Linked DNA regions of Homo sapiens: region 1 is linked to region 2. A link is a loop called in an ENCODE intact Hi-C map of the cell type or tissue named here. Cell type or tissue: PC-3. All regions are shown on one strand.

What was found. Peaks named below come from ENCODE experiments on the same cell type or tissue, not always from the same donor. Only the 100,000 strongest peaks of a DNase experiment are listed, where the experiment ranks them.
Region 1: a loop joins it to region 2, with 14 times the contacts of the local background. A loop is called at or near these places in 90 of 110 quality-filtered maps.

Annotation. Positions count from the first base shown.
Region 1 is chr2:157,496,257-157,498,756 of GRCh38, forward strand. No RefSeq gene overlaps it. Among named protein-coding and RNA genes, the nearest start is that of CYTIP, 53 kb to the left of the region's middle. In PC-3, a CTCF peak has its summit at 1,558; a DNase peak (open chromatin) is centred at 1,555.
Region 2 is chr2:158,009,044-158,011,543 of GRCh38, forward strand. It overlaps a transcript of UPP2 not described here. Among named protein-coding and RNA genes, the nearest start is that of UPP2, 92 kb to the right of the region's middle. In PC-3, a CTCF peak has its summit at 1,451 (motif pointing left); DNase peaks (open chromatin) are centred at 1,438 and 2,198; H3K4me3 peaks cover 527 bases; H3K27ac peaks cover 1,031 bases.

The DNA of each region.
Region 1 (2,500 bases), 510 kb before region 2:
TCCCCATTTCCTCATCTGTAACTCTTTTGTCTGATAGGGAGAAACTGGCTCTCATTATTCACAATTTGTTTACTTATTTGTTCAATCTTAGAATACATATAGTTTTAGAATTACTGACACATTTTCCTGAGAAGGAAAATGAAAAATGAATTTCCTGAGAAGGGTACAATATTTTTGTGCAGTTTTTTTTTATCTTTGCCCTTATAGAATATATTTAAAAGGCTGTTTTTCAGTATTACTTAGATTCATTCTTTTTTATCCCATTTATTATGGTTGTGGTATTAATTTTGCGTTACATGCATTGGTTACTGTTTGTGTTCTATTTTGGTTTCCCACACATCCTGGTTAATATAAATTAGTTTTTTAAATATGTGAAACACTACTTGGTTCAAGAAGTTAGAAACATCCCAGAAGATGTACTTGCAGAAGTATCCCACTTCATTCCTTCTAACCATTCCCATTCCCCTATTCTTTCCACCCCATTCCCACTGATCTCTGTAAATAACCAATCACAGTAGTTTCTACTTTTACCCTCCTATATTTCTTTTTGTGCAGATGAGAAAATATACGTATATTTTCTTATATCTCTTTCTTTCTCATCTAATGGTACCATACTATAGATATATGTGCACTTTACTTTTTTCACTTAAAAGCATATCCTAGGCCAGGCGCAGTGGCTTACACCTGTAATCCCAGCACTTTGGGAGGCCGAGGCGGGCAGATCACGAGGTCACGAGATCAAGACCATCCTGGCCAACATGGCGAAACCCCATCTCTACTAAAAATACAAAAATTAGCTGGGCGTGGCGGTGCGCACCTGTAGTCCCAGCTACTCGGGAGGCTGAGGCAGGAGAATTGCTTGAACACAGGAGGCGGAGGTTGCAGTGAGCCGAGATCGCACCACTGCACTCCAGCCTGGGCGACAGAGCGAGATCCGTCTTAAAAAAAAAAATTTATTCTGGATACCAGTATAATATCAGTCCAGAGATTCTTCACTCATTTTTACAACACCATAATACTCTCTATGGTGTGGATGTGCCATAGTTTATTCAACCATTCCCCCTAAGTATGGACATTCTGGTGTTTTTCCATAACTTGCATTTACAAACAGTGCTTCAGTGAATAACAGTGTGCACATGTATTTAGTTGTATTGCTGGAGCTGTGCTTTCAGAATAACTTCCTAGAAATAGGATTAATGGGTCAAAAGGTAAATGCATGTATACTTTTGTTAGTTATTGCTAAATTTTTCTAGGGGCTTTTAATAGCTGTTAATGTCCAAGCTGCACCCCAGAGATTCCAATATAATTGGCCAAAGGCTGGGCGTTAGTATTATTTTTTAAATTTGTACCCCTTTGTTGAGATGTAATTTACATACTATAAATTCACTCTAAGCGTAAGATTCAATAACGTTAAAGTTAATTTATACAGCTGTGCAAGCATTACCAGTATTGTTCTTTTCAAAACTCTCCATGTGATTCTAATGATAGTCGAGAGATTAAGGTGACTAAACAAGGTCATTATTGCTGATGCTTTTCACTACCATATGGTGTCGCTGTCCTGCTACTTGAAGGCACAGGGCTTTTCTTAATGCTATAGTGCTCTGCCGTTTTAAATCCAGTGGAACCTATTTCACATTAAACCAGACTCCTCTTTAAGGATATTGTCTTATTCATGTCAATTGGTCCCTTCTGTCCCAGCAACCAGCTGAGCATAATCCTAAAAAAAGAAGTCAACATATATTTTGAATATCACCCACAGGAGGTAGTCTTTTGAGTGACTCCCTTAAGAAGGACTCATACTATTTCGTATATAAAGGGGCTGACACAGACCCAGTCTGGGAAATGCTGGGAATGGTTTCCTCAGGCAGGTGACATTTGAACTCCTTTTTAACTGATGACTATGACTTAACCTGGTGAAACACAGTGGGTAGAGGAGAGCACATTCCAGACAAAGCAAGCAGTACAGGCAATGGCCCTGCAGCAGGGCTGGTGTGCCTCGTGCACATAGAGATTATGGTGAAATATGTTGCTAAATAAGACCAGAAAGGTAGGCCTGAGGCCAGATCACCCCAGCTCTTTTAGGCCTGAAGCATTTTGGTCTCAATTTTAAAAGCACTGGAAACCCACTGAAAAAATTAAGTGCTAGACTAGAGAAGAAGTGGGCTTGTGTGACATTGTCAGATTTATTGAGAAAAGTTCACTGGGGCTGCAGCACACACACACACGCACAAAAGACTGGCAAAAGTGGCTAGTGGAAGACCAATTAGAGGACAAATGTGCTGAAGCACAGAAACATGATTTTTTAAAAATCCTACTTGGCGACCAGAGTGGTGCTAATATTGAGAAAAGCAATAGACTGACAGGACTTAATGATTGGTTGAGACTCTGGGGGCTGAGAGAGAAATGTATCAAGGATGACTCAGGTTAACAGACTACACCACCCACTTCTCCTTGCAGTCATCCCAGGTCCTCTCCTCTTTACTCCTCCTCATTCTTTCGG
Region 2 (2,500 bases):
TGATGGTCTCCTGAAATGCTTTGATATTGCAAATTTTAAATATTATAATTCTAACACATGCAAGAAATTATAGGACAGTACCCTTTAATTTTGGATTTAATTACTAAAGCTTTAATGAAATATATTCTCTTGGCTTTCTGGCTAGATTTTTTCAGGAAAAGTTATTAGTTTATTGTAGTTAATTCTAAAGCATGTACATTCTGAATTACTTGAATACAACAGTTTTTCTGCTTTGTCCTTGAATTCTTTCCAAAAATCATAAGGTATTGGATACACACAGTAATAGCAGATTTGCTTAAATGTCGCTATTAATCCAGTTTATAACCCCTAACATTTTGTACAAGGAATTTCAGAAAGAAACCCTTACATAGACATCTAATGTCCAGAATAACCAGAGCCAAACATAATGATTTTACAGTTGAAGGATAGCCAAGACGCACATTTTCTGAGTGTGGTTTTACTGGGAGTCTGTGTGCAGATGAAATATGGCTTTTAAGAACATAATCTTCATGGAAAAGGCTTTTCTTGTCATAGCACTGGGCTGACTTTCAAGCCAAGGTCAAAGTACTTTCTGCAGGTCTATTTTTAGGTTTCCCATTTCTCAACAGAAGGCTCCCAGTTTTGAGTTAGCGCAACGCAGACTGGACTGTGCCCTAGAAGGAACAGGAATGCTTCCTCTTTGTGGCTTCCCCTGCATCTACCTGCAGACTTCTTGCTTTGCACAGCTCCAGGGTGAATGGGCATTCTCCTGCGGGCTGCCTTCTGTGGTCATCTTGCCCCAGCAAATGCTGTAGTCTCTCGTAAGGCAAAGGGCTATGCAGGGTTACTTTCCTCTTGCTTCTTTTGGATTTTCTAAAAACGTGGCTACCTTACATTATTGCTATTAATCAAGAATTTTCCAGATCTTCAAACTGCAAACCCAAGGGGGGAAAAATGAGGTCAAAGTGATTTAATTTAGATTGAGGTGGAAGACACCAGGAAACGAGTATGTTAATCAAATATATCAAATGCTATTTCTTTGTCTTTGAAATTGAATACAGAGGACATAGAAGTCTGTAAATAAATTAATAAATTAATGCATGTATTTTGGTTTTATGTTATGGCTTTTCATCGAAAGCGACAGAAGAATGAGGATGAAGAAAACCCGGAAGAAAGACAAGCAATCAACCTTGATATAGGCGGAAAATATCTACTATAATAATTATGTATCACTTTCCCAAAAAGGAACACTAGATTGTTAAAAAGAGTAATCCCTGAATTTGTTATAAGTAGTGCTTTGATTTTATGAATATATGTTCTTAAAATATTTTCCTTTCCTTATTTTCTAGTGAGGAAAGATTTAAATATCCTATCCTGGATGCTGGAAACTGTTGCATCCTCTTCCCGCCAACCATTAACTTTTACTTCCTTGCATAACAGCCCCATCTTGTGGTTGTTTGTAAATTTTCCACTAAAGATATGTTGCATTTTCACAGTTACGGGCATAAGTGGAATCCTCCCTTTTACCTTTCCTAGTAGGCTGAATCAAATTAAGCAGGAAAGAAGAACGGGTATGCATGAATTCAATTTAAAAGGCCAAAAACTGGTGAGGGAAATACAGGGCAGGTATTCAACAAGGATTGTTTGCATTAATGTTAAGTGAAGGCACAGTTATATTAATAGGTAAAAGGTAATACAATGAGTTCCCTCCAATGAGAGCATCATTAGCTCCCTCTTTTTCTTTTTTTTTTTTTTTTTTTTGAGACAGAGTCTCGCTCTGTCACCCAGGCTGGAGTGCAGTGGCACAATCTGGGCTCACTGCAATCTCTGCCTCCTGGGTTCAAGTGATTCTGGTGCCTTAGCCTCCCTAGTAGCTGGGACTACAGGTGCACGCCTCCATGCCCAGCTGATTTTTGTATTTTTAGTAGAGACGGGGTTTCTCCATGTTGGCCAGGCTGGTCTCGAACTCCTGACTCAAATGATCCACCCACCTCGACCTCCCAAAGTGTTGGGATTACAGGTGTGAGCCACAGTGCCCGGCCTCCTCCCTCATTATCTTAATAAAGCTTCTGATCTGGCACCTGTCTGCTTCACTAGGCCAAGGAGGCTTACCAGAGCTCATACAGAGCGCTGCAATTCCAAACCCTTGTGCTGGGGAACACCCTTTGGTTTCACACGGCAGAAATACAATAGGAAATAGCTTCAGAAGAATGCGAAGGTAATGACTCAGGTAACCAGACAGCCAGAAGGACAGAGGAAATGGGTGATTCAGAAAGACCTGACACAGGGTTCTGAATGCCAGCAGGACTCTTTCTCCCTCCTGCGTCTCTGAGTGTTTTGCTCATTGTCTTTTTCCCCTCTGCTTCTTTTCTGGCTCTTTACAGTTTCCAGGCTCACATCTGGGCTCATGGCTCTCTAACTGGAGAGAAGGAGCCCTCCTTTCCCATAAAGTTTTGAAAAAAAGCTAGGGAAGAAGTCTGATTGGCTTGTTTTGGGCCACATGACCACCCTTTGATCAATT